Linked DNA regions of Mus musculus: regions 1, 2, 3, 4, 5 and 6 are each linked to region 7. The links are chromatin loops, found by intact Hi-C in ENCODE. Cell type or tissue: heart. All regions are shown on one strand. Region 1 holds the start of Lrrc59 (leucine rich repeat containing 59). Region 2 holds the start of Spata20 (spermatogenesis associated 20). Region 3 overlaps Ankrd40 (ankyrin repeat domain 40). Region 4 holds the start of Ankrd40 (ankyrin repeat domain 40). Region 5 has its middle 12 kb from the start of Abcc3. Region 6 overlaps Cacna1g (calcium channel, voltage-dependent, T type, alpha 1G subunit). Region 7 overlaps Rsad1 (radical S-adenosyl methionine domain containing 1).

What was found. Peaks named below come from ENCODE experiments on the same cell type or tissue, not always from the same donor. Only the 100,000 strongest peaks of a DNase experiment are listed, where the experiment ranks them.
Region 1: it touches region 7 in a loop (2.5-fold over the local background); 4 of 42 quality-filtered maps call a loop at or near these places.
Region 2: it touches region 7 in a loop (2.3-fold over the local background); 8 of 42 quality-filtered maps call a loop at or near these places.
Region 3: a loop joins it to region 7, with 3 times the contacts of the local background. A loop is called at or near these places in 15 of 42 quality-filtered maps.
Region 4: it touches region 7 in a loop (3-fold over the local background); 11 of 42 quality-filtered maps call a loop at or near these places.
Region 5: a loop joins it to region 7, with 2.3 times the contacts of the local background. A loop is called at or near these places in 6 of 42 quality-filtered maps.
Region 6: a loop joins it to region 7, with 5 times the contacts of the local background. A loop is called at or near these places in 12 of 42 quality-filtered maps.

What each region holds. Positions count from the first base shown.
Region 1 is chr11:94,627,218-94,631,217 of GRCm38, reverse strand. It overlaps Lrrc59 (leucine rich repeat containing 59), which reads right to left and starts at 1,441. Exons shown (of 7, transcript NM_133807.2): 1 at 1,109-1,441. The coding sequence starts at 1,213. In heart, a CTCF peak has its summit at 1,522 (motif pointing left); DNase peaks (open chromatin) are centred at 327, 657 and 1,467; H3K4me3 peaks cover 1,931 bases; H3K27ac peaks cover 1,729 bases.
Region 2 is chr11:94,484,088-94,488,087 of GRCm38, reverse strand. It overlaps Spata20 (spermatogenesis associated 20), which reads left to right and starts at 2,778. Exons shown (of 16, transcript NM_144827.4): 1 at 2,778-2,878; 2 at 2,989-3,171; 3 at 3,270-3,334; 4 at 3,447-3,601; 5 at 3,677-3,820; 6 at 3,938-4,000. The coding sequence starts at 2,802. In heart, no CTCF peak of the experiment used is centred here; a DNase peak (open chromatin) is centred at 1,867; H3K4me3 peaks cover 399 bases; H3K27me3 peaks cover 3,460 bases.
Region 3 is chr11:94,338,472-94,342,471 of GRCm38, reverse strand. Ankrd40 (ankyrin repeat domain 40) reads right to left here. Exons shown (of 5, transcript NM_027799.2): 4 at 3,951-4,000; 5 at 625-2,919. The coding sequence ends at 2,773. Among named protein-coding and RNA genes, the nearest start is that of Gm51871, 12 kb to the left of the region's middle. In heart, a CTCF peak has its summit at 2,093 (motif pointing left); no DNase peak of the experiment used is centred here.
Region 4 is chr11:94,327,460-94,331,459 of GRCm38, reverse strand. Ankrd40 (ankyrin repeat domain 40) reads right to left here and starts at 3,459. Exons shown (of 5, transcript NM_027799.2): 1 at 3,073-3,459. The coding sequence starts at 3,206. In heart, a CTCF peak has its summit at 1,745; DNase peaks (open chromatin) are centred at 1,739 and 3,439; H3K4me3 peaks cover 1,730 bases; H3K27ac peaks cover 1,647 bases.
Region 5 is chr11:94,403,386-94,407,385 of GRCm38, reverse strand. No RefSeq gene overlaps it. Among named protein-coding and RNA genes, the nearest start is that of Abcc3, 12 kb to the right of the region's middle. In heart, a CTCF peak has its summit at 2,495 (motif pointing right); a DNase peak (open chromatin) is centred at 2,505; H3K27me3 peaks cover 1,282 bases.
Region 6 is chr11:94,418,652-94,422,651 of GRCm38, reverse strand. It overlaps Cacna1g (calcium channel, voltage-dependent, T type, alpha 1G subunit), which reads left to right. Exons shown (of 35, transcript NM_001177888.1): 26 at 3,682-3,833. Among named protein-coding and RNA genes, the nearest start is that of Gm51872, 14 kb to the left of the region's middle. In heart, a CTCF peak has its summit at 2,116; no DNase peak of the experiment used is centred here; H3K27ac peaks cover 733 bases; H3K27me3 peaks cover 1,729 bases.
Region 7 is chr11:94,542,270-94,546,269 of GRCm38, reverse strand. It overlaps Rsad1 (radical S-adenosyl methionine domain containing 1), which reads left to right. Exons shown (of 9, transcript NM_001013381.2): 4 at 1,485-1,850; 5 at 2,102-2,165; 6 at 2,568-2,715; 7 at 2,922-2,976; 8 at 3,286-3,389; 9 at 3,623-4,000. The coding sequence ends at 3,740. Among named protein-coding and RNA genes, the nearest start is that of Rsad1, 4.9 kb to the left of the region's middle. In heart, a CTCF peak has its summit at 2,102; DNase peaks (open chromatin) are centred at 1,709 and 2,149; H3K4me3 peaks cover 753 bases; H3K27ac peaks cover 670 bases.

The DNA of each region.
Region 1 (4,000 bases), 85 kb before region 7:
TTTTTTTTTTTTGGTTTTTCTAGACAGGGTTTCTCTGTATAGCCCTGGCTGTCCTGGAACTCACTCTGTAGACCAGGCTGGCCTCAAACTCAGAAATCCACCTGCCTCTGCCTCCCGAGCTCTGGGATTAAAGGCGTCCCCACCAGGCCCGGCTTGTCTTATGATTTTAACCCCCCTAAGTGTACGAGACCAGAACCATTAACACCATCTTACAAATGAGGAAATCTAGACACAAAGGTTGGCTGGTTAGCTTGCCAAGGACATCGAGCTATTGAGCAACGGGAGCTGGGAAGTGAACTGGGCATGCCATTCAAACCACCATACTACACAGCCACAAAGGGGGTGGGGGTGGGGATTCGGCCAATTGCCAAGGCCAAGTATAATCCCTTAATGGCAATAAGAAAAGTGTAGGTCATCCAAAGTGAAGCTAACATGAGACGTTAGAGCTAGGGAGCGCAGAGCTGGGTAAGCACTGATCGAGGATGTTGCTCTATGTTGGCAGCAAATTAAGTGTGTGCTGTCCCTAGGGCCTCAGGCTTCCAAATGGGATTGGGAGTGGAGGGAGATGGAGGGTGTGGCGCCATTCCGGACAGTTTCAGAGCAGCTGGGATGAGAACCTTTGCCAGTCCTGCAAAGAGATTTCACTTTCTTCAAGGAGAGCCGCCCCCAAGCTGCGAAAGCCAGCTGGGATTGCAGGCTTCTCAGGAAAAAGCTGGGTTCGGCGCCACACCCAGGTCTATCTGGAGGCCTACTTCCCGGGACCCGGTCATTCATTCATCCTCGAAACACATCCAGCAACCCTTCCCGCGGCTTTCCACTCTAAGGCCCAGCACGAAGCCGGACCTTGTTGAGAGCTCCCCAAAACCAGGACAAATTCATTACTGGCCCCGAAAAAGCCCAGGATCGGGTAGCTAGAGCGACCCTATCTCCTGGAACTGTGCCAAAGTGACACGTGTGCACCGCAATAAGAATACTGGGACCGACCGCAGCCTCCCAGGAGACCTAGTTTTTTAAAGAACGGGAAACTGAGGCTTAAGAGAGGGGCCTGCCCGCGTGGGGCCGGCGTCAGGAGTAGGTGGGCTCCCGAGGCTCGTGGGGTCGTACTGACCAGCTCCTTGACGGGGACTTCATTCAGGTCGCTGAGGCTCAGGTCCAGCTCATTGCCGTCCAGCTTGTCGCGGAGGTTCCCGCCCTTGCTACCGGCCTTGGTCATGATGACGCCGGCTAAGCGGGTCCCTGGCTCCCGGTTTCCGACGGGCAGGAGAGAGGGATGAGGGGCCGCTCGTGGGCTCGGCGGACTCACACCCAACGGACCACGCCTGCGCCTTAAGCCGCCGTCGCCTCCGCCGCCGCTGCGAGGCCTCCGCCGCCCGTCCGCTCGCCCGCCGCACTCCCAGCCCAGGGCCCCGCTCCCACCGGTGCCGCCGCGACGACGACCACTTCCGTGTCCACGTCACCTTCCGCGGCCACTGAGATGGGCTGGGCCAGAGAGGCCCGAGCGTGTACCGGCGCGCCCTCTGCCGTCCAGGCTGGCAAACTGCATCTGCGGGGCGCCACCTCCGCCGGGAGGAGCTGAGTTGCTAGACGTGGCAGTCCGGAGGCATCTGGAGCCCGAAAGGACAGAAACTGCACTTTCCATGACCTGTGTTTGCATCCCTCATAAGATCATCCCTATACTCTGAAATAGGAGCCAACTCTGAGGGTATCCTCCAAAATTTCTCCTAGCTTTCTTCCGAATTTACGGTTACTGTAAACTTCCTCTTCCTTTTCGGCTTCAGTCTTCAGCCCTCTTCTCTCCAGCCCTTTAATCTCAGCACATGAAAGATCCCTACCAATTAGAGGCCTGCCTGGTCTACATAACAAGTTCCAGGCCATGCAGGGCTACATAGCAAGAACCTGTCTGTAGTGGCTATTCCTGGTTGTCAACTTGACAATATTTGGAATGAACTACAATCCGGAATTGGAAGGCTCACCAGTGACCCTTATCTGGAGGCTTGGAGATCCTTATCTGGATCTTGGTTTGAAGATCTTGAGCCATAGTGGCTATGGATTCCAGAAGATTGAATCTCCGAGTTAAGGAACACACCTTTAATCTGGGCTATGCCTTTCATCTGGGATTAAAGGTGTGGTGGAACACACCTTTAATCTGGGCTACACCTTTTGCTGGAGACAATATAAGGACATTGGAAGAAGGGAGTCTAGCTCTTGCTCTTGCTCCTTTGCCTGCTTGCTGCGTGAGACTGAGTAACTGCTAGATCCTTGGACTTCCATTCACAGCTGCGACTGAACAATTGTTGGGAATTCGGCTGCCGACTGTAAGTCATCAATAAATTCCTTTACTATTTAGAGATTATCCATAAGTTCTGTGACTCTAGAGAACCCTGACTAATACAGAAGTTGGTACCAGGAGTGGTTCTAGAGTAACAGAAGTACAAGGATGAATCTTTTAAAATACTGGAATTGGCTTGTTGATCCACCAGCACTTTCAAATATTGAAACCTCTCCAGATTCTCTCCCTCCTGGGAGCTCAGAGAATTTTGAAGACCCATGGTTGAAACTATATTCCGAACTTAAAGAAGCTAATGCCCTTGATTTTCTTAATGAATTAGGTGATTCAGTGCACAAAGCTTTCTACAAGATGGGGAAAAAATCGAAAAATGATTTTACTGGCTGGCTGCTCTTAGTATCTGTGGAAAAAATGATGAATGAAAGGAAGGAGTTGTGTGATAAAATCGAAAGGCTCCAGACACAAGTAAACGATCTAAAAGTTGCTAAGTGTGTCCTTGAGGAGAATCTTCTCTCTTGTAGCAATAGAGCTCAAGTTGCAGAAAATCAAACAGAAACTCTCATTGTAAGGTTGGCTGAACTACAGAGAAAATTCAAGTCTCAGCCTCAGAGTGTGTCGACAGTTAAAGTAAGGGCTCTAATTGGCAAAGAATGGGATCCTACAACATGGGACGGGGATGTGTGGGAAGACCATGTTGAAGCTGAGAATTTTGAATCCTCAGATTCTCAAGGGTTTGCCCCACCTGAGGAAGTAGTACCCTCAGCCCCACCTCTTGAAATAATGCCTTCCCCACATGAGGAAATTAATTTTGCAGAGTCTGCTCACGGCCCACCAATAGTTTCTTCTAGACCTGTAACCAGACTCAAAGCAAAACAGGCTCCTAGAGGGGAGGTAGAAAGTATAGTCCATGAGGAAATTCGCTACACTACTAAGGAGCTTAATGAGTTTGCTAATTCATTCAAGCAGAAACCTGGTGAATATGTGTGGGAATGGATTTTAAGGGTGTGGGATAAGGGTGGAAGGAACATAAAACTAGAGCAGGCTGAGTTTATTGACATGGGTCCTCTGAGTAGAGATTCTAGGTTTAATACGGAAGCTCGCATAGTTAAAAAAGGTGTCAAAAGTTTGTTTGAATGGTTGGCTGAGGTGTTTATCAAAAGATGGCCTACTGGAAATGACTTGGAGATGCCTGATATTCCGTGGCTTAGTGTTGATGAAGGGATTTTAAGACTTAGGGAAATTGCAATGCTAGAGTGGATATATTGTGTAAAGCATAATTGTCCACAATGGGAAGGTCCAGAAGATATGCCTTTCACCAGCTCTATAAGACGCAAATTGGTGAGAGGGGCACCAGCACATTTGAAGGGTTTTGTTCTTTCCCTTTTCCTTGTGCCAGATCTTAGCATTGGAGATGCTTCTGCTCAATTAGATGAATTAAATTCACTGGGTTTAGTTGGATCCCGAGGTAACAAGGGCCAGGTGGCAGCATTGAATCGCCGGAGACAAGGTGATTCTAGTTATTATAATGGACAGCGTAGACAAAAGAATGTTTATAATAACATACCCAGTAATGGTCAGCACAGGAGAGGTGAAATTTATAATGGCATGACTCGCTTGGACCTTTGGTACTGGCTAATCAATCATGGTGTTTCCAGGAATGAAATACATAGGAAGCCTACTGCATATTTGTTTGATCTGTATAAGCAGAAAAAT
Region 2 (4,000 bases), 58 kb after region 7:
AAGGTGTATGGGTCTGAGCTCTTTGCTCTCAGTGTGCTGTTTTCTTAATAGCCCTCCACATAGGAAATCCTTTCCTCTTTCCCAACAGCCTCCCTTCTGTTCATTAAGCCCTTAATCCCTCTGTTCTATTTGCACATCTCAAAGGTATTCAGACCAATAGGTCAAAAAAAGACCTCTTAGCCCCCTACAGCTCCCCCTCTTCAGAGTGAGGCCTTAGCCTTTACTGTTCACTCTGACCCTCCTCTCCTCAAAGTCCCTTCCTCTGCAGCTTTACCCCTAGCCCCTGATAAGCCTCCTGTCTCCCCTGTGTGCTGCCAAGACCCCCTCATTAACCTTGCTTCCATTCTTTCCCCCATTCCAGACCTAAAAGGATGCTTTCCTGATTAAAACAGGCTGGGCAGCCTTGGCGCACTCCTTTGATCCCAGCACTCGGGAGACAGACAGTGGATCTCTGTAAGTTCAAGGCCAGCCTGGTCTACAGAGCATGTTCCAGGTCAGCCAGGGCTACACAGAGATACCCTGTCTGGGGTGGGCTAACAAGGCAGGCAAGTTCTACTGCAGCTTTCTTCTTATGTCATTAGGAACTTCCTTTCTCAGAAGGTGTGACTCCTGCTGAGGCACGGATAAGGCCCTGGATTCTATCATCAGCAATGCTTCCTCCTCAGAGTTCACCCCCTGCCCCAGACCTCGTCCTACCCACTCACCTAACTTCCCTTGCTGGTTAGTTTTATGTCAACTTAACCCAGGCTAAACTGATTTGGAAGCAGAAATCTCAACTGAGAAAATGTGCCCCCATCAGACTGGCTTGTGGACAAGTCTGTGGTGCATTTTCTTGATGACTGATGTCTGAGGGCTCAGCTCACTGTTGTGAACAGCGCCTGCCACCCCTGGGTTGATGGTCCCCGGTGCTAGCAGACAGCAGGCTGAACAAGCCATGGAGAACAAGCCAGTAAGCAACGTTCCTCCGTGGCTTCTGCTGCAGTTCCTGTCTCCAGATTCCTGCCTTGAATACCAGCCCTGACATCCCTTTGATGATGGACACAGGACTATGATGTGGAAGTATAAGATAAAATAAACCCCTTTTTCCCCAAGTTGTTTTTGGTCATGGTGTTTCATCATAGCAATAGCAAGCTAACTAAGCCAGCTTCCTATCCACGTTCGTTACCTATCCCTTTTCTCTGCCCTCCAGCTATACTAGCCTTCTGCTGGCCCTCAGTCTCAATACCCTCACCTGCCACAGGACCTTTACACATGCTGTTTCTTCTGCTACATCTCTCACTCCCTGCACTCTTATTCTTTATAGCTACCAATCAAGTATAATGTCCTCAGCAGAGCTTTCCTCTGTGTCTCTTCTACTGGATCGAGTCTCTTGCTAGATTATACCCATTCACGGTACTTGTCGCAGTGTGTAGCTGACTATTCACTAGCTAGTCTCTGAGTAAAAGGGTAGGGAGGAACACACGGGTGTTCGGTGCCTGGTATAGTAGTAGACAGCAGAGGACGCTTGTCATTGACTGAATAAAGTGAATGAACCAAGCAAACAGAGCATGCAGTAAGGACATATTGGCTCAGTGTTACTACTCTGGGAAGGCTTCTCGGAGTGGGTGGGTTCTAGGGAGGATGGGTAGGCTGGATCAAGCAAATTTGGCTGGCTGATCAAATCCTTCGAAGGGAGCCTTATCTCTTGCTTGTAAAAGGGGAAAGAGCTAGGCAAAAGTATTGGATGCTCCGAGGGTCACTCTTCCTGCCAGCACTTTAAATGGAACCCAGCTTATTTTACTCGAATTTTAAGCGCTGAGACGGTTGGATCTTCAAAGGCACGGCAGGGCTGTAGTTCCGCGCTCTACCGCCGAGCGGCGCTCGGAGACCAGCCACAGGGCCAGAGACTTGGCGAGGACAGGGTTCTGGGCCCGCCCTTCTGCAGCCTACCGCCCGAATTGGAGCAGCTATACTGAAGAGTGTGGGACTGTCTGGACCCCAACCTCCGGTCGCCCCACTGTGGGGGTGGGCCTTGCGGCTAGCGGCAGGTATGAGCAAGACACTACAATATGCCTGGCGCCGCGGCAGTCCGTCTTTCAGGCATAGTCTGCGATGTCTGCTCGGATCCCCCTACATGAAGGCTCCTTTTCTTCCCCCACCCTTCTTATCCGCTGCAGGATTAGCTCAGGCTAGCTCTTTGGCTACTTTAGCACCGCCTCTAGGAAGCCTTTCTAGAATGATGTGCTGTCCACAAACCCCTCTCTTGAAGCACCCTGCACCCTGTCACAAACTCATGTTGCTGCCCTGCCTGCTATTTAGTTGCGTTCCCAGGTTGAACTCCCTAAGATAGGTCTATTTGATTCTGAGTGGTCCCTCTCTCCTTCTCCCTCTCCTTCTTTCTTATCTCTCTTCCCCTCTTTCCCTTTCTCTCCCCTCCCTCTTTCCCCTCTGTGTGTATGTATGTGTGTGTGTGTGTGTGTGTGTGTGTTTAGTGTAAGACCTGGTCCTTCAAAGTACTCTGGAGTTCTTGGCTAGTCCCTGACTACTTCTTCTGCTTGTCCCTCACCTGGTCCAGTCCCGGACCCAATACCCATTCCTCTTGACCTGTCTAGACACTAGCAATAGCCACTCCCTTCCTAAGTCACCCACATGAATGCTAAGGATGCCTGCAGTGCAACCGCCCAGGGAGGGGCACTCCACGGGTGATAGAACAGAGCAGGATGGACCATTCTACTCATTATGACCCTCTCTGACCTCACAGATACCCTTCCTACCGCCAGGTCCAAGAAGCTGGGGGAGACTAACCTGGCAGGGAGCCCCCAATGAGCCACCATTCCTCACCACCCCCAAAACATAAGGGGGAGCACAAAGGCCACGGTCTCCCCCGTGGTTCAGAAAGGTGGGCTGGACAAAGAGTGGGGGTCTTTGTGGCTGGGTAACCATTGAGCTGATTTGGGTGGGGCAAAGGGGAAGTGGCCTTCATTTGTGTGACCCATCTGCCCACATTAGGGGCAGCTCTTCCCGGGACAAGGACCGAAGTGCTACTACAGTTAGTAGTTCAGCGCCCATGCCTGCTGGAGGAAAGTCAAGCCGGACTAACTGTCCTCCACCTGCACCGCCGAAGACCGTCAATCGCCTGATCAATGAGAAGTCTCCATACCTCTTACAGCATGCCTACAACCCGGTGGATTGGTGAGAGCCATCCCAGGGTTTCCCTTGAAGCATCTGGGGTCCCTAATCCTCTGAGACTCCCTAGGCTACTGAGTGACCTCTCTTCCTGTTGGGTCTAGGTACCCCTGGGGACAGGAAGCCTTCGACAAGGCCAAAAAAGAAAACAAGCCGATTTTTCTCTCAGGTATACACCCACTGTTCCCAGAATGAGGTTCAGTGACAGGCAGAGGGTTGGGGGTGGTCCCTTGGGTCCCCCGGGGACCTCCTCCTGCCATCCTGTCCCTCTTCTCTCCTAGTGGGGTACTCTACCTGTCACTGGTGCCACATGATGGAGGAGGAATCCTTCCAGAATGAAGAGATAGGGCGCCTGCTCAATGAGAACTTCATCTGTGTCATGGTGGACCGAGAGGAGCGGCCAGATGTGGACAAAGTATACATGACTTTTGTGCAGGTGAGCCATCTCTGTGGCAGTCTAGTCACACCTACAACGCGGCAACTCCCCTGACCCTGGCCCTCCCTCTTCCAGGCCACCAGTAGTGGAGGAGGCTGGCCAATGAATGTGTGGCTGACCCCCGGCCTCCAGCCATTCGTTGGGGGCACCTACTTCCCGCCAGAGGATGGTTTGACTCGAGTTGGCTTCCGAACAGTGTTGATGAGAATCTGTGATCAGGTGGGTGGATGTCTGGGAGGGAAGGTGCCCACGTGCAGGTTGAGAGACCACAGCCACCTCCCATCCCCACCCCGACCTGTGTATGCTGACTTCCACGTGTGTGCTCACCTCCTGTAGTGGAAACTGAACAAGAACACCCTTCTGGAGAACAGCCAGCGCGTCACCACAGCCCTTCTGGCC
Region 3 (4,000 bases), 200 kb after region 7:
ATGAGTGTATGGAAGGCGACTTCCATCCTTCTGATAGAGCAAGTATGAGAGCACAAATGCCCAAATTATTCTGCCTCTCCCTGGTGCTAAGAAAAGGTCTCTGCTGTGCTGATTTATTAGGCCAATTTGGCATGACGTCTGCTTTGTGAGGTGCTGGGAGGCCTAAACCAAACAGGAGATTCATTCAGCGTCCTTCCCTGCTAGAGATCTGAAGGTGGCGGGCTGTGCCTCCTCTCCTGTCTTGGGAGTTCGCTTCTGAACTCACTGAGGCCATGACAGGTGCCGACAGCCCAAAGGGGAGGCTCGGTTGTGTCAAGTAAATAGGATAATCAAAAACTGTGGTTAATAGGGGATGACCTCTATCTAGCTGCTCAGCGACTCCAGGGAAACCAAGTGACTGGGAGGGAAGACATCACACAGAATCCATCTCCAGACACGACCCACGGGGTGAGACAGTGACACTCGTGACAGGGCAGAGGCAGGCAACAGTGGGGTGGCAGACACTCGGCTGGGGATCTGGTCCTCTTTTTCCTCCACAGCGCCAGCCCCATGGGACTTCACAGCAATTTGAACCCTCTATGATTAGAATACAGTGGCAAAACGAGGGCAAAACGAGAGAGAATGGGCTGGGTCAGTTAACAGTTAATTTTAATAATACCTGTTATGTTTAAAGAGTCAACAACACACGAGGAAAAGTCTTCTGTGAATGTTTACACAGTGTGAACACATGCTTTAACTATGCAGTGGAGGAGGAGAGGAGCATTCAGTTAACAAAGCCTAAAAGAAAACCCCTTGTTATAAATTACACAACGCATATAAAAATATTTCTCTGAATGCATAGATTAAGACTCGGAACTCACCTAAGAGCAATCACACAGTTCCATCCCACTGCCCGAGACACTGACCCCAGAGGACTGTGGCAAAGCACAGGACACTGGGCAGAGCCATGTGGGCCACCACAACCTTTGGTCAGTCTGAAGTGCTTGCTTGCTCCTCTGTAGCCCACCTCCCAGCCAGCTCTACTGCTTCTCAGAATCTCTAATCAACCAGGGAGGCTGAAGGAGTCTCAACCCCAGTGATTTAGACATGAATTAATACTGAGTTTATTTCTTCTAAGATAGAATCACGCTTAATTGAATTACTAAACTTTTTCAAAGCAAATTAGGAGGGAAAAAGGTTAGTACATTTAGTTAAAGTAGTTTCTGATTGGTTGAAACACAAGGGAGGTGTCTTCATTAAAGCACTTGGGAAAGGGGGTGGTGAGCCACAGCCACTCCACTACGCAAACACTCTACAAGGGAAGTCACCAGCTGTGCCAGGGCCAGGCACCATGCAGTCACCTCACAGTGACCCACACAGTGACACTGGCTTTGAAGAACACCTCAAGCTCATTTCAGCACTCAGGCGGCAGTGGGAGGCCATTACCTCAGCACAAGGTTCTCTTCCAGTGCATCTGCATGTTTTCAGTCAACTGCAGTGTTCTAATAAAATTAAGTTAATACCCAGGAAGTTAAGTTTCTTTGGAAACTATAGGCACTATGGGGAAAAGCTTAAGACAGCAGGGGTCCCGTCAACAGCTGCTCCAGCCCTGTTCTCCTGCTCTTGTGTGCGCCAGGTCCTATCTATCTAAAGTTAAGCAAACCGAGGTGGCTTTTCGTCTTTAATGAGGCTGAGGGGGGGAGACTCTTGCATGCGCTCTTGGAGAAGAGTCGTACACCATGCTCCAGAGTCTAATCAGGCCCTCACAACTGACTGTGGAGGTAACGGGGAATTCCTAAAATTGAACAATTTGTTTATAAAAGCAACAGATTCCAGAGTTATGTAAAAACCCTAATAATTTTCAAAATAACCTTTATCTTTGATACAAAAATAAAGATGCTAACTCCTTTAGTTCAGTTTCCCACAATAACCTTTAAACCAGCAACAAGTCCGGGCTCAAAAGCTGCTCTTTGTTCCTGGAGGGAGTGAGAGTGGTGGGCGCCTTGTCCAACAGCGCCTGTGCTCTTCTTGAATGGTGCAATTAGACAGGGTGACAGGAGTGGCCACGGAGCAGGTGGTGGCTCCTTTAGAAAGCATTAGAGAGCCCTCTAGTGACTGTGGAGGGGAGCAGATGTGAAGATGACTGTCGAGACAGCCGCAGTCATCAGTGGTCATAAAAGAAAACTGGGGGAGGGGAAGCTCTTTTGGTTAACAGCCTATTTACAATTAGGTAACTATATTTTAAATACTTTAAACCTGAGTAACATTTATAAATATGCTATATGAGACCTCACAGCCACAGGTCATACCAGAATCCCTCTGTCCAGTACCTGTGTGTGCTTTCTTTCTTTCCCCAGTCTTCCTCCCTCATCAGTTCAAAATTTCTTGAGTGTCACGAGCATGCAACACCAAGAGAGGCACGCCCGGCCCTTCAGGCGCACTGTCAACAGGAGTGGCTAGAAATAGGTCTGCGCTCTCAGCTTCTGCTTTGACAACTCTCTAGATCCTGCACATTAAACACTGGCTCTCGAACCTTCGGCTTCTGCCTCTCAAGACTACTTTCCAGCTGTTCAAAGATTCAGCAATAGTTTATTGTGCACCAAGAGGCTTGGAAGAGTGGCACCGCTGCTGGGGGGTCGGGGCTCCTGCCTGGTGAGGCGGGGTGTTAGTGAACACTACGCAGTGGCACCAGGGGCCCTGGTGGGCATACGAGGCTTTGGGATCAATGGCTTGTCCTTTGGCCCAGAGATGACACATACTGTCACAGTACTCAGTGATGAAGTCCCTGCTGCATCAGTACGTCAGTTTTGAAGCTCTCCGGTTATAGCAAGGCCTCTCAGTCAGTGTGGATGCAGCGTTTCTAAACAGAAAATTATTGTCACTTATCATCAGAACCAGTTCCAGCTCCTGGAAGTCCTGGAGTCGGGCAACATCTTTGTCCTGAAACAAAACCGGGTAATGGATTAAAATTTTCTTTTCATTTAGTTAGCTCTTTATTACATTTGTTCGTTTTGTGTGCACACATTTGTGTTATAATGCACATGTGGAGATCAGAGGGCAACCTGTGGGAACTGGTTCTCTCCTTCCACCATGTGGGGCCCTGGGACAGACAGAACTCAGGTCTTCAGGCTTTGCAGTAGGTGCCTCTACCCACTGAGCCAACTTGCCAGCCCAAGGCAACAGAGCAATAGCAGCAGTCTGTGTCTATGCTTGGTTGGTTGTATTAATTCCAGGGTCTTGGTTCATCTTTAATCTAAAAGGAAAATTAAATCCCTGAGACAGCTAAGCAGTGATCAGCCCCCACATTTAATCTGAACAAGAAGGAGAAAGTTCTGTCTCTGTTGCAGGATGAGAATGCCCTAAAGGGACAGGCAGGTGAGTGTCAGGTTTCCTCAGGAACTTAGAGAAGCCAGAAGCTTGATGCTGGAGAGCCCATAGCTGGCTGGAGCATCACAAAGATGCCAGGTGGGCCGCATATCATATGGCATAAGGCTACAGGTTACTATGGGAACAACTGAAACAGGCCCATGTAACATCCTGCTATCTTCCAACCTTCAAAAGTGCCAGTGTATTAGAGTATGATCGTTCACACATTTAATCCTAGCAGGCAAGAAGCAGAGGCAGGAGGACTGCCATAAATCCAAGGCTGGCCTGAGACACACAACAAATACCAAGCAAGCTAGGGCTACACATCAAGACCCTGCCTGGAAAGAAATACATGAGTAAGGTGGGGGCTTCTCTGTGGACTCAGAGGAAGGGGAAGAAAGCTTATGGAGTGATTACAGTAAGGCTGGAGCTGGAGCTCAGAGCCTTGCACATAGCAAGCACAAGCTTTAACCTGGCCTTGGCCTTGGCTCTCCTTTGTCCTTTTTATTGGCTTCCACTTAAGCTATGGCTCAATAACCAAGGGAGAAGTTAAGTGTGCTTGAAATGAAAACAGCAACCACTCACACTGAGCAGACTTTCCTTACCTTTCTTAACAGAGTGTTGGGTAACTTTCTTATCTTTTCCACTTGGTCTG
Region 4 (4,000 bases), 210 kb after region 7:
TATTTTAGACCAGAGGCTTTGGGCATCATTCATCAACTGGGTATCATTCATCATTGCTGAAACTGTGGTTACTAAGCAACCAAGAATTGAAAGCAGTCACCAGTCTACTTTTCAATGTTGAAAAGAGTTGGGTTTTTTTTTCTTTTTTCAGGGTAACTTTATATGTCTCCCAACATGTTGCCTAATAATAAGAAAATAACAATAGCTAACACAAACATAATACTTTACATGTTGGACCCTGTTCTAAAAGCTCTGTTTAATCTTCAAAATATCCCCTTAGGATCTGGGTACAGTGGGGTTTGCCTATAGACTCAGCTATTCAGTAGACCAGGGTAGGAAGAGGGTAACTTTGAGGACAAGGGTTAAGACCAGCCCAGGCAACACAGCAAGGCCAAGTCTAAGAAGAAAAGGAAGAAGGAAGGAAGGAAGGAAGGAAGGAAGGAAGGAAGGAAAAGAAAAGAAAAGAAAACCCTACTACTGTGAATATTCTTCACTCATTTTACAGTCAATGAAGCTGGGTAACTAGCAAGCAAATAAGCAAATTATATAGTGTACTAGGCGGATATTAAGTGTCGTGTATCAATAAAGCAGAGTAAGAGATTAGGAACTGGCAGGGCTGGGGGAAGAGTTGCACAATTTTTAACGACAGGCAAGGAAAAGCCTTAGCATGAAGCTAATATTTAAGCTAAGATCCACATGAGGACTGAGAGCAAACCATGGTGTGTAAGAGAAAAGCTATCAAGACAAGAGGGAAGGCAAAATGCAAAAGTCTAGAATCCAGGCTGTGCTGTTGCTCCAGGAAAGGCAAGGAGGCCAGGGAAGAAGTGAACAAGGAAGCAAGTCAGGAGATGAGGCCCAAAGGTCAGGGAAAGGAGTGCATATTGGCTTCTTCTCACAGTAACATGGGAGCCACTAGAGGACTTTGAGTGAGGTGATCCAACTGTTCCAAGTCAGGGTAAGGCAAGTAGACTAGTAAGGATGCTAGTAGGAAGACTCTGGAACTATCCTGCATCACAAGTGGAGCTGGCTGGCTTTGTATCACAGTGTAGAGCTTGTGAGAGGTAGTCAGATTCTATCTGAACATAGAGGCAGCAGAACTGGATGACGGTACGTGGATGTGAAGGAAAGACAGGGACCAAGGACAGTGCCAAGCTTTGTGGTTTGGTTCATATAAGAGGGCAGGATGCGAAGAGCTGAAAGCATTAGGCCAAGAGCATAAGGCAGGATAAAGGGAATCTAGGAATTCACTCTTGGATTGAATAGATTGGAGCTGGAATTAAATCTATAGGAAGCCTCATCATGTCACCTCAAACTCACCTGATATACACTGTATATCTAGCACATGGCAGGCACTGTGCTGAGGGACTCAGATGTCAGATTCCTTTTTCAGCTCTAACAGTCATGTAGACCCACTAAATCCCAAATTTAGTAATTTAGGAGCATTTTTAAAAACTGAATGGTTTACTTAATTTTCCTGGGGTCTCAGTTTCTTCATCTTTAAGATGGAGAAAAATAACAATATCTCCTGATTACCCTGAGATAGGTTAAGTGTTTAGAACCACATCTGTGCCATAGAGCAAGTTCAATACTTGGTAGCTATTTTTCATCTCAATAAATACTAACAACACTTCTGAAAGACCTGGAAAACAAAGTAACTCAGGCAAGACCACACAGCTAGGCAGGCAGAACCTGCAGCAAGACCAGGCTCATTGTTCTGTAAAACACCGCCTCCCAGTGCCAAAACAGGAATTCACAGCTCTTGGACGCCATGGCAAGGCAAACACAGCTACAAGTGTTTTGACTACAAATGCTTCAAAAAAAAAAAAAAAAAGACTAGAAATTAGTGTCCACTGTCTCCAGGCTGTGGACAGCTATCCAGGCTAGTTTCTTTAGGGAAAGGAGTCAGACAGCTTTCTTAGGAAATTAGGAAATCTCATTTCTGACTCTGTTATCATATTGACAATTGTGCAATCAGGGCAAGACACTCTCTGGAATTCAAATGATCTCCAGTGCCCTTTCCATTCCAAAATGTATGGCTCGATTTACTGGGGGGTTTAAAATTCAAATTTAACTTTAAACTGGCAAAAGAGGCTAGATAAGCATTACCTGAATTAAAAAAAATTAATTGTAAAATGTCAAAAAAGGGTAGAAAGAAATACCACATTCAGTAACTCGAAACTAAAGATTTAGCCGGGCGTGGTGGCTCACGCCTTTAATCCCAGCACTTGGGAGGCAGAGGCAGGCGAATTTCTAAGTTCGAGGCCAGCCTGGTCTACAAAGTGAGTTCCAGGACAGCCAGGGCTATACAGAGAAACCCTGTCTCGAAAACCAAAAAAAAAAAAAAAAGAAAGAAACTAAAGATTTGTTCATATCTTAAAATGAGACAGACTCTGTATTGGGAAGGAGGCAGATCTGCTAGCCGACTTGTAAAGCCTTGGGTAAATTTCTCTAATTGGAAATTGTACTAAGCAAACAAAACACTCTACAGGGCAGACAAATGAGTCTCCCCTCAACAGGCAGCTGTAGGCAACAGCCAATCACTGTGGCATTAAAACAACTGAGGCAGAATTATTATGCAAGTGGCGAGGGTTTTGTAGTTGTTCCTTTTCTCCTGGTCTTGGCTAAAGAAACCGTGCTGGTTTTTTAAGATTGGCATTTGCTTCGTTGCTTATGCTTTCATCTCTGCACGAAGTGTTCTTCAGAAGCGCCCATGGCAAACTAATTCAAGCTTGATGAAATCCAGAGCAGAGTCGCCGAGAATCAAAGCCTCTATGCATCACCATTTGGGCCAAGTTAGAGCCAGGGGGCGCGCGGGGGGGGGGTGGCGTGGGTGGGCTCCAGTGTCCCGGAGGGCGCTGGCCGCGGTCAACCACAGAAGAAGGTATGGTTTGGGGAGGATGCGCTCCTGACTGCACCAGGCAATGGGAGATCGGGGCCAGTCTCGAAAGGGCCACGACCTGAGAGGCCTGGGGCACCAGGCGTCACCTTCGCCTGCGTCCTGGGTCACGGCTGACTGCTCCACGCCCCGAGCTCGCAGCCCTGAACCCTGGGCCTCCCCCGCTCGCCACTTACCAGCCGTTGACCTCATTTTGCGAGTTCACATCCACCCCGCTCTCCACCAGTTTCTGCACCTCCCGAATGTCCCCCAAGGCCGCCGCCTCCCGCAGCCTCTCCTGCTGCTCCTTCTGCTCTAGGAGGGCGCTCATCTTCCCCAGGGCCCCGGGCCCCGGGCCGCCCCGCCCCGAGCCTGTCAGCGCCGCCGCCGCCTCCGCGGCCGGCTCCCGGCCATGGGGAGGGAGCGCCGGGCTCGCCCGCCCCGCTCGCGCCTCCGCCCGCGCCCGGCCCAGGGCCTCGTGCGCCCGCCCGCCCACCGACAGCTCCCTGGCTGCTCGCGGCCCCGCAGGCCCAGGCCTCCTCCCCCACCGCGCCTCCGAAGGCCGGCTCCGGGGGACCCTATTCGGTGTGACAACATTGACCTAGATACTTTTCGTTCCCACCCGCGGCCCCGCCGCCCCGGCCGGCTGTTTATGTAACCACCGCACTGGATTATCTGCTGTGATTCATGGGCTATTTTTAGAGCTCCCACCCGGCAGCTTCCAGCGAGGAGGACAGACACAGGAATAGTTGCGAGGCGGAGGGATCCGACATTGTCGTTTGAGAGCCAGAAAAGCCTTATCCTCAGGAGCAGGCTGTTTAGCAGGCATTAAAAATAATTGGTGGGTTTCCACCCCCACTCCCCCAAGATTAGTTAGCTCTTTTTTTTTTTTTTTTTTTTCCATCTGAGCCAATTTTTACCCAGCAGGACGGGAAATGGGCTGAAAAGGATCCTACTATAATATGCCCATTATTTGCAGAGATAGATGACACTGTTCTTTCTTATTTTTGTCAGTGCTTGGGACCATTCAGCTAGAATATTTATTTCAGCTGTTACTGTTTTTATTTTACCCTTTATCGGTTTTAGACAGAAATTCTTCCAACTTGGCTTTCATGAAGATTAACA
Region 5 (4,000 bases), 140 kb after region 7:
TCTGTCCTTACCATTTCCATTCCCTTGAACAGCCCCACCCTTTCAAGCCAGGTGTGCGTGTGCGTGTGCATGTGTGTGTGTGTGTGTGTATACTCATGCTTTGGCATAGAAATCAGACCCAGGGCTTATATGTATTTGAGGCAGGACTCTACCCCTAAGCTGCATTCCAAGCCCTGGGTTGGATTCTTGAAACCTAAGTGGCACCCCTCACTCACAGCGCCCATCTGCACAGGCAGCTGAGAGCCCGCAGTGCCAGGTTGCTGGTTGCTGGGAAGCTGGACTTGCAGGCGTCTGTCCTCTGGCCTACTTCCTAAGCTCAGAGAGCTTTTTTGATTGCTCTTTGGGGCAGAAATGATACCACTCGTGAAAGCAAACACCTGGTTTGATCTCCCTGGGGTGTTTGATGGCGCCCAGCTCTGATCCCTCTAGCCCTCTCAGCTGGAGAAAGGGGGTGTTTGTACAAGCTGGCTTTGCTTTCTCTCTCTCTCTCTCTCTCTCTCTCTCTCTCTCTCTCTCTCTCTCTCTCTCTCCTTCTCTCTCTCTCTCTCTCTCCTTAAGGGAAGCTGTACAAAATTCCTAGAGTTTTGCCACCTGGATCTAGGGATTAAGCTTTTATATTTTTGTAAAATTCTTTAGCTGTCTGTTCCTTATGGGTGAGAGGTTTGGGAAGGGGGAATCTGGAAGATCCCCCCTCCTCCCTTTTTCTTCTTCTAGTGGTTAGAAGATTCTATGTCAAGGTGAAGCAGAAGGCTGAACCCTCTTCTTCACCCAGAATTTCCTCATTACCATCCCTGCCTCTGTAAACACACAGCAGTGCAGTAATACTGTAGTGTCACTTGAGGTAATGCATAGCATGCCTAATTCTTTCTACAATCCTGTTCTCCTGCCTCTCTCTTTCTTCCCAGTAATGACTAAAGAAGCTCGATGTGGGTCACACTGAACATGCTCTAGGGTTGCTCTCCAGGGAGCTACTGTGATCCACCCAGTGAGAAGGCAAAGACCCCTTCTCCAGCTCCCCATCCCACACTATCTATGGACCTGAGAGCACTTCTCTGGCAGGATACCATGCCTTTGTAGAGACAGCTGGGTGGTACTTTGGACATATTAATAGATAGCAGAATGAAGGTGGATATTTGGAGGGGGGAGAGTATTGTGGTTAACTCTTCCAACATTGTAAAGTCTTTGTGGCCAGGCTCAGTGATGCATCTCAGCCCTTGGGAGACGGAAGGAGGGGGATCAGGATTTGGAGGACATTCTCCACCACATAGTGAGCTGGAAACCAGCCTGGGCTACGAGATAGTCCCTGTCAAAACCAGCCAAACAAAAACCCACCAACAAAACAATGACATCGGTGATGGAAAGAAACTGGTGTGTCTCATTGCACAGGTTTGAAAGTAGAGAAGAAACAGCCGCTGAGTCTGAACGGTGCATGGTGATCTTGGGGAAGTGGGGTTGGGGAGACAGCAGGTCTTTGGTTAGGGCCTCCAACGCAGGGGCTTCTGAGACAAGGGTAGTGGGGGGGGTGCTTTTGGAAGCTAGAGCATCTCTCTCTCTCTCTCTCTCTCTCTCTCTCTCTCTCTCTCTCTCCCTCTCTCTCTCCCTGGGTGCCTTGCCTTCTTGCCTTCATTCAGTCTTCTTCCTGGGGGTTCAAAGAAGAAACTGTGTCAAGAGCCCCAGGCCTCCACCTCGGGCTTGGCTGCTTCAGTTTCCACCCCCAAGGCTCCAGGAAAAGGCCTGTCTGGGGGTGGGGAACTGGGAAAAAAAGGAGTGATCTGAGCTGGTGCTAAAAACAAACCTGAGGCTCACACGCAGTCTCTCGCTCCTCCAAGGGCTGAAGCCAGGGAAGTACCCGGCTAGCTTTTTTTTTTTTTTTTCCATGCAGTGGTGGGTTCATAGAAGTTAAGAGCTGAGGTCACACAGTCAGAATTTGACTCTAGGGCTGGCCTTCTGCAGCCCACACCATCTCAGTCTGTTCTCACTGCGGAGGAAACAGGAAGCGATGGAAAGATCCATGCTTACAAAATGAAAAGAATTTTGCAAGGAGGCTAGGGGACCCTTTCCTGAAGCGGTCACATTGGGTTTATAGAAATACACATGTGTTCTCTGTGTGGCATAGTCAGTGGGCTAGAAGGGTCCACGGCCTCCCACCTGGTGGGATACTAGCCTCTAACATGATCCCAGCCATAGGGATTGTGGTGGTGTCCTTTGACCTCCAAGGTAATGCAGGTTCTGCAGTCACTCCAGGTTTCCAGGCAATGTCCTTCCCTAGAATGGCTCGCTCTGCCCTTTGAACCCCTGGCACCTGCTTGTCTCAATCACCACGGTCTCCACCCTTCTTTCATGCTCCCACCCGGGCCTCTACCCACTTTCCAAATATGTTTCAGCCTCACCTTCATCCGTTCTCCCAACGTTGTCTGGTGCCCTATGGTTTCCCCTGCTGAGGCGCCAACCTGCCCCACCTGGTGACAGCCATGTAGTGAGGGCGTTAGACACCAGGTGGCAGCACAGAGCACTTTCAGCTGGTGCCACCCAGGGTTTCTCTGCAAGAGGGATAAATCTGGGAAGAAGATACCAACTGTGGTGGATCCGTCCACACACAGATGCCCTGTATAGCCCAAAAGAGGAAGCAGCTCACGGTGTGAAGAACTTGTCTGTGTGGAACCACAGACTAGAACACACCATCTGAGCGCTGGGGAGCCACAGCCAGGTGGAAAGGGAGGGTGAGTCCCTGGTGCCAACAGGCCCCTTAAGGCCACTAAACTAATCCCAGACCGAGGTGGCATGTTGGATAGGGGACTTAACTCTCAAAGCAAATCTAGTTGTTTACTGATCCCATCTGTAGGGCAGGATAAAGTGGATCAAGGAATGAGCTGCCCAGTAAAGTCCAGGAGGGAAGTCTGCTACAAACCCCACACTCTGCGTGCCTTAGCTCCTATCCCAGTGTATGAGCTTGGCTGAGACCCACAGATCCTATTAATTATTACTTTGAAAACTCTGAAATCGGGTGCAGTAGCCAAGCCCTGGCCTGCATGCCAATTAGATGAGGGAGCAGGCTGGGGCAGAGGGCAGACTTGCTGAGACTGGGAGGGGTCCAGGCAGATCCAGATGGGCTGAAGTCTGGCGGAAGCCAGAAGGGGGAAGCAGGGTGTGCGCCGGTGCATAATTTAGGGGTGTTCACAAACTTTAAAGGTCTGTAAACATTCAGTGAGATGGGGGGTGGGGGTCACATTGCTGGTTCTACACTGTCCCTTTTGTTAGATCCAACCCACCCTGCCCACAGGCAGCATTTCCTGTGCCTAGGTCTTCCTGTCTCCTTTGCGCTTCTTTCTAGCTCCTGCTGCTATGCCCACTCTGGATTTGCCTTTCCCTTTTTCTTCTCTTGCCCGTTTTCTTGCCAGGAAATTCCTGACGCGGGACTCCTTCAAGATGCTCACTGGCGGAGGAGACACAGCGCATGCGTAGTCCATCTAGTTTGGAATCGCAGCCAGGTGGAAAAGCAGGGCGAGGCATTGGTCACCAGACTCTGTTCCCCTCTATGCCTCAGCTCAAACCTTGTTGCTCCTCTCATCATCCCATTCGATAGAAATATCTTAGTTCTGAATACTCAAAGGCAGAGTGGGCCTTGCTCACTTTGGGGACTGTTCCTCGTGACACGGTGGCCTCACTACCTACCTTCTAGGGAAATGACATTCTGAGAAATGCTGCTTTAACTTTCCCTATACAAAGCAAACTTTCACCCAATCTGTAATAAGTTAACCATATTCTCTGAGATTATTTACAACCATGCACTCACTCTCCCACAGGCTGCGCATTCAACCTATTCAGAATTACCTTCAAAGACTGTAATCACTCTTGCTATGCTTTGGACATCCCAATGTACCATGTTCCCTATTTTCCCTTTGGGACTCTTTCATGCCCCTGACTCAGAACAATGTATGTGTATGGAAGATGTGGTAACCAGGTTTAAGACCATTCGCTTGGAAACATTGAGGGGTTGAAA
Region 6 (4,000 bases), 120 kb after region 7:
GAATGAAAGGTCTTCCACTCAGCTGCTTTCTCTGCTGCGGAGGGTGGGGGGGTTCAGCCTGGGAACCTCTGACTGAACCATTCCTCCCTGCCTAGGCCCCATCCTGGTGGGGGATGGCCTGCCTGGTCTGTGAGGGCTCAGAGACCACCTCAAGGGGCGCTCTGAGCCTTGACAGATTCTCATCTTCTGCCATGGTCCTGAGCTATGGTATTTGACCTTCAGTAGCATCTCTCTGGGGTCTCAGGAGTCTCTGGCTAGGTTGTGTCTCTGTTGCTAGGATCTCCGTGTCTCTGTGTCAGACTGTTTTCCAAGTTTCTGACACGGTAGGGGATGAGAGGATGGTGGGAGAAAGTTGTCTTCAGCTTAGCCCTTCTGAGTTATTGAACAGCAGGTTCAAATGGAGACTGAAGAAGACGCATGCTCACCTTTGCCCCTAACCACTACCCAAACACGTGGCTAGCCCGCCCGAGGCTCCTCCACTCAGGGCACTGTCTCTTTAATCAGCACATACGTGTAGGCACAGCCACCAAGGCACACCATACCTACGCCTCAGCACACACCGGCCATCTCACTCTGTACTTTTCCCCAGGGACCCTGGCCTGCTCCTGCTGGCACCCGTACTATTTATTCTCTTAGGTTGTAACAGTGACCCAGACTCTAGATGGTCCCCAAAACCTCTTATATCCCTCCTCTCAGAGCCTGGGGTTCTTCAAGGTCTATACCAGAGCTTGCTTTACTCTTGTGAGTAAGACTTATGCGGAGAGACAGGACAAGACATCCTGGGACTCATCCTTAAGGTCTCCCACAGGGGTCTTGGTCCTGAATTTCTAATAATCTGAATTTCCCAGATGCTAGGGTACCCGTGTGCTAGTCTCCCTTCCACGGTGACAGCCAAGTCTCTCATCTGGGTTTTCTAGGAGTCAAATGTGTAACCCCCCACTTCCTGCTAACATGTCTTCATCCACCCTTCTGTAGCCAAGAGGAGTTATCACCCAGGCAAGGGGAAATGAAAAGGGAAAAGTTGGATTAGCAAGTGACACTGGGCCTAAACGCTTAGGTCTGAAGGGAGAGATTGGGACTGCTAGGTGACAAGACCAGTCCTGTGACACTTGACCTCCAGCATCAGCTTCCTGTCCTCAGCCAGCTCTGACCTCCATCTCCACTAACCCCCTCTTTTTCCCCTCCCACCAGGCCAGGAGGATCCCTGGCAGCTCGGCTTTTGCTGTGGGGCCCTGTACCCCAGCTAAAAGCCTATTTCCTACCATTTTCTCTTTTGCAAACTGTCTGCCCTGGCTGTGCCTTGGGCTCTCTGTGACCTCTACTAACTCACTGTGCCTGTTGCTGTCACCCACAGCTCCTCCAGCTCTCCTCATTGGCCCCTGGGTCTCCCTAGGGGCCCTGGGGCCTTTCCCCCACTGTCTCCCTCTGAACTCTACTCTACCCAAGGCAGTTGATAACTCGTAGAAAGGAAGCCGGGTGATCAGGAGGGAGGCTGGAGTCTTGCTGTCTCATTCTGGTGCTGGGTCACAGGTTTGCTGGGTCTCTCTGAATGGTGGAGAGGCTGCCGGCAGACAAGCGGCTCTAGTTGGTTTGGTGCTCTTTGGACTTGTGTTTCTAACGGAGGGTTTCCTTGATGCCTGCCGATCTGGGCTGGGGGCTGCAGTCAGAAGGGTATTTGGGACCTGGAGCTATGAACAGATGCCCTGTCCCAGCCGTGACTCCCCCTCTCCTCTGAGTTGCCTGGAGGGTCCCTGGCTGAATGCGGCCCCACCACCATCACCCAGACTCCCGAAGCAAGGCTGGAAGGCAGAGTTGTTGTTGGTGATAACTCTATATGGCCCTGATGTGCCTACAATAGTCAGGTTGGGTGGGATAAGAGGGGTTGGGGGTGGGGAGGGTCAAGGGGACTTCTCCCTTCCAGCCTCCCCTCAACATTGTCTCAACTAATAACGGGGCTAATAAGGAGCAGCTTCTTCTAACCTAATTGTATTCAAACATTTTAGTTAATTCTCCATTCATATTTTAGCATAATGGGATCGGGTGTTCTCGACATTTATGGAGATTAATGCAGAGAAAGAGTTCCGGCTGCTGAGGCAAAACAGGGCGACTAGCGCCCTCTGGTTCTCATGGTACTGAAGGAAGGAAGGAAAGAAGGAAGGAAGAGGCCTTGGCTAGCCTAGCCACTCCCCACCATCGGGTGTGGATGACCTGTGGGCTCATGGCATCCCTTGCCTCTGGCCTCTCCTCTCCCCATATTCTTGGGTGTCAGGAAGGCCACCTGAGCAAACAAAGCCACACTTGGCTGGCCCACTCTGAGAACAAAGAGATGACCTCAGGCACCTCTGAGATGCACCTGTGCCCTGGTTATCCACACCTCAAGGCCGATGTGGAGAGGGGTCAGGTGGGCTTGCAGATTTGTCTCGAAGCCAAACCTGCCACTTCTGGGCACTCTTCTTCCTTTGGCTTTTGGTGGGGACTCACCCCCCAGGCCAGTCCTTGCCTCAGTTTACCTCTCTGTGAAGGAATCCTCTGCATGGGAAAAGATAGTTGTATTTGAGCTGGCCTGGACCCAAAGCTTTCTGCCACCCCTGGGCCAGTTGGTTCCTGGCATGGTATTCAGAGGCTATAGGCCTCCCTGGCTAGCTTCTGCCAAGACCTCCTAAGAGGGGAAGGGCTGTCTGGGACCTGAGGCTGCCCATGCTTTCCCTCCGTGTATCTCTCTGTGAGACCAGTCTGTTGGCATATTTCCAGATAGCGTATCCCTCACCCTGGCCTGGCCCTTACCCCAGCACCTAAAAGGAGGGTCCCCTGAAATCTGCCCCCAGATTTCTCTTGCCTGCTTGGCAGGATTACCTTCTGGTGCTGTGACCTTTCTAAGTGGTCAGCTAACTACAAGAAAAACACTATGCCTATGACAGATCTCAGACAGCTCTTCCAGCCCAGCCTGCAGTGTCAGGCAGCCCCAATACCCAGGGTAGGCTGGGTACTCATTAGAAACTGGGTGATTCTGTGGGTGCTGCCTTCCTAGCTTGAGTCTGGGACAGGGCAGAGGCCTGAGCCTCCGCCTCTACCCTCCCCACATGAAACTGTGGGAAGTCTGGGGCACTGTCCTCTGTAGACTCTGTGGTAGGTCAGCAGGCAGCCAAGATGTCCAATTTCCAATCTCCGGTCCTATCACAAATCCCAGCTCTGTGTAATCCCTTCGGCGGCCCTAGGGGCTGAGCTTGGAGAAAGCATTGGAGCCTTCGCCTTAGTGGCTGGAGCTCCCTCTGAGCCCGATTAGATGGGGCGGGGGGGGGGTGTCTTTCATCTTATTGATCCACCTTGCCGCTGAACATGGAATCAAAGGTTATAAGGAGCTGGTATAATTTAGAGGCTGCCCTAGGATATGGGCTCACCCAGTGTCTAATGTAGAGGAGGGGCTTTGCATGTCTCTATCCCATTCCACCCTGACTGCAGGCAGTAGAGCAGATGCTTGACAAGGGACAGACCAAAACAGCCGGCTCCTGCATAGGGCAGTGGGTGGGGGAGGGGGCTGGATGGGTGTCGGGATGCTAGTGGTGACCTGGAATGTTTTAGCACTGGTGTAGAGGCTGGCAGCAGGGAGGGGCTGTGGGGGGAGGGCTGTGGGGGGAGGGTTGTGCCTGATGTCTACTCTACTCTCTTTCCTGCCCCCACCAGAAGCCCAGTGCAAACCCTACTACTCTGACTACTCGCGCTTCCGGCTCCTCGTCCACCACCTGTGTACCAGCCACTACCTGGACCTCTTCATCACTGGTGTCATCGGGCTGAATGTGGTCACGATGGCCATGGAACATTACCAGCAGCCCCAGGTGAGATCAAGAGATGAGGCCAGCAGCCTTGAGACCTTCCCAGGCCGAAGTAAAGATAGCCTCTGGGTGTCAGACAAGTGTTGGGGGCTCTACGTGGGTCCTCATACTTGCGGCAGTCTTCTTAGAGGTGGGTGTCACCTTTGTTTTATACAGGAGGATACTAAGTC
Region 7 (4,000 bases):
CCAGGCTGGCCTCACACTCAGAGATCCGCCTGCCTCTGCCTCTTGAGTACTGAGATTAAAGGCCTCATTGGCCACCACCACCCGGCTTCTCTCTTTTTTATGACAAGGTCTTACTGTCTACTCTGGCCTGAGACTTGTTATGTAGCGTCAGGAAGCTTTGAATCCCCGATCCTCCTGCCTCTACCTCCCCAGGGGATGGGATTACAGATGTGTACCACCACGCCTGGCTTCTCCTTATGAGAAAACATCAGCTAAAACTAAATTAAGAGACCTTTGGGTCTGGATGTGGTGGGCACACAATTGTCATCTCACTACTCAGGAGGCTGAGGCAGGAGGATTGCCATGAGTTCAAAACCAGCTTCAGCTCTTTACTGAGACCGTGTCTCAGAAGGAAGCAAGTAAGCCAGCCTTCTGGAGACTGGCAGTTGTGCTGTGTTGTACATAGATGGGGACCTCACTGAGCCTTTATGCTTAAGCTAATTGCAAATGTAAAAAGTTAATTTAAGGGCCGGCGAGATGGCTCAGTGGTTAAGAGCTCCGACTGCTCTTCTGAAGGTCCTGAGTTCAAATCCCAGCAACCACATGGTGGCTCACAACCATCCATAACAAAATCTGATGCCCTCTTCTGGAGTGTCTGAACACAGCTACAATGTACTTACATATAATAAAATAAATAAATCTTTTAAAAAAAAAGTTAATTTAAAAAGAAGGGCCATAGAGATGGCTTAGTGGATAAAGAGACTTGCCGCCAAACCTGATGACCTGAGTTCTATTCCCTGTCAGAAGGAAAGAACCAACTCCTCCAACTTAACCTTTGACCTCTATATAATCACTGTTGTGCACCCGCAATAATTAATATAAACATATTATAAATATAATAAGTAAAAATGTTTGCCTTTACAATAAATATTAAATATTTGCTTTAATGATAAATGCAATAAAACATTTTCTAATATATAATATATAATAGATATAATGACAATATAATAAATATAATAGAAATAACATAAATAATACAAAAGTAATAATATAATAAATATAAAAACACTAGGGGGGGGAACCTGTTAGAAGCCGGAAAATCCCCGGCTTCTAAATTCCTGGTCTGACACTGCAGTTACTATCTCCGAACCTTCGCTTTCTCATCTGTCAAATAGAACTGATAACTGAGCACTGACCGTGGCTCTCCACCCAGCACTCAAACAGGCAGAGGCAGGATACCCCACAGGCTTGAAGCCAACCTGGGCTATTTAGTGAGTTCCCGTCTAGTCAGCACTATAGTAAGACCCTGTCTCAAAAGGAAAGAAAACAAAAGGGGAGGGGGGGGTTAAGAGTTCAATGCACCGTTCCTTGAAGAGTAACTCTCTGGGTCTGCCTTGACTCACTCTATCTCCTGTTCTGTGTCCAGTCACATCTGTGCCTTAAATAAGGCTGAGTGTTGCTGCCTCCCTCAGGGACAGCATTTACACCAGACCCTCTCTCTGCAGTCCCTGGATGACGCGGAGCTGCAGCTGCTGGGCCGGACTCACTCAGCCAGCGACGCTTTACGGACTCTGGCGGAAGCCCGGCTCCTTTTCCCTGGCAGAGTGTCGGTGGATTTGATGCTGGGGTTACCGGCACAGAAGGTGGAGCCGTGGCTTCAACAGCTTCAGAAACTGCTGTACCACTGTGACGACCACCTCTCCCTCTACCAGCTGACCCTGGAACGGGGCACCTCACTCTTTGCCCAGGTGCAGCAGGGTACCCTCCCGGCCCCTGACCCGGACCTGGCTGCTGAGATGTACCAGGAGGGCAGGACAGTCCTTCGAGATGCTGGCTTTCGCCAATATGAGGTCTCCAATTTTGCACGGAACGTGAGTGAAGGCTCATGACGGGTGGGGATGATGGTGGGGTGGGGTGGGGGTGGAGTGGGGAGTGAGAGTGGTGGTGGTGTACAGAATTAGAGGGTTGAGACTGACCAAGGGACTGAGACCTTTTGAAGAGAAGGATTCTTGTTGGGTGCTCTGAGACCCGAGGGGTTGGGAAGTTCTAATTAGATGCCCCGGACCTAAACAGAAGCCAACATCACTTCCTTCTGTGCTGACAATTCCCATCTTCCCCACAGGGGGCGCTCAGTACCCATAACTGGACGTACTGGCAGTGCGGTCAGTACCTTGGCATTGGGCCTGGTGAGTCGATCGATGGTGAACAACCGAAAGCATGATTCAGGGGAGGAACATTCTGGTTGTGTGAACTTGGACTGCTCCTTTAGCCACTCAGAGCCTGCATTTCCTCATGCAAACTACCCAAAACCTCTCTGTAGAACCGTGGAATGTGAATTTTCAAGCCTGGTACCCTGGTTCTTTCTGAGCCTGGCATAGATGAGAAGCCCCTAGGGGCCTGTTACAACCCAGAATGCTCGACTCTACCTCCAGGACTTCTTATGGGCAGGGCTGGAGCAGGGCCTGAGGATTATATTTGTAGTAGTTGCTTCGGGGAGCACCCTTGAAAAAATCCCCGATTTTAATCTGGTAATTCACCATGTTAGCGTCTATTAATTTGTGTGTGGTGGTTGTTCACTGCTATCCCAGGAGCCCATGGAAGATTTGTGCCCCAGGGAACTGGAGGCCATACCCGGGAAGCACGGATCCAGACACTGGAGCCAGACAATTGGATGAAAGAGGTGACGCTCTTTGGTCATGGCACCCGGAAGTGCGTTCGCCTGGGAAAGCTGGAACTGTGAGTACCGGAGTACACAGGGCGCTTCCCTGGGGGCTCCTGCACCCCGGAAACTCCTCTGTGTTGGTACATCTTTATTACCTGCCTTGCCCCTCCCACTTTGCCCCCAGACCACGTGATTTCTAGGCACACTATTACATCCCAGCATTGCGTTTTAAAGAATGTGAGGTCTCATCTCTAAGGTCCCGTGGTGATTTTTCTTCCAGGCTAGAGGAGGTTTTGGCTATGGGGCTGCGTACTGATGTTGGAGTCACTCACCAGGTAAGGGACTGGGGGGATCTCAGATATTATTAGCACCTCCTAGGGTCACTTCCCAGGCCCTACTCCCTCCATCCTCTAGGTTGGCAACTAGAAGCTGGACCTGGCCAACTGAAGTCTGGTGACAGAGGCAGTGGGTAGTGCTGTATGCCAGTTAAAGATTGCACGTAGAGCTCTGTGCTGGGCAGGTGCTCTACCACTGAGCTATTATTCACATTAAATCCAAGTGTGTGTGTGTGTGTGTGTATGTGTGTGTGTGTGTGTGTGTGTGTGTGTGTCGGCCAGCTCATTGCACTGACTTCTGATTCCTAGCACTGGCAGCAGTTTGAGCCCCAGCTGACCCTGTGGGACGTGTTTGGAGCAAGCAAGGAGGTGGAGGAGCTGCTAGCTCAGGGTCTGCTGCTGCTGGATTACAGGTATGTTGGGAATATTGTGCGGAGGGGGCTTCACAGACCCTGGGAGCTCTTGACTACAGATTGGGGCGTGGGAGGACTGCCATAATGAGTGTGTCACAACTAAATGTTCCCCTCCTTTTCAGAGTGGTAGAAACAAGAAAGACCAATAGAGGAGGGCATGGGCTGCCAGGGGTGGGCAGGAATGGGCCTTTATGGTAAAGTTAGAGTCATATCCAGACCTCTCGGTTTTCCAGGGGTCTCCGGTGTTCCTGGGAGGGCCTAGCTGTGCTGGACTCCCTGTTATTGACCCTCCTACCTCAACTCCAAGAGGCCTGGCAGCACAGGCCTTCCTCACCCGTGTCAGGAGGATGACCAGACATCCTTGTATCATGAGGAAGCACCAGTTGGACTTAGAGGGCTGGGCCAGATGGTGGGCATCTGCCGGTAGGTGCCATCTCTGCTCTGAGGTGCTATTGCTTGGCTCTGACACCCCCATGGGAATGGATGTGGTCAGTTGGATGGACGGCTGCCTCTGTTCTGGGGACTGGTATCCCTCACAGCATCCCAGGAGTCACAGGTCAGCAAGTGTTCCCTGCCTAGGATGTCCTCACCACCCCACTCCCACCCCCCGC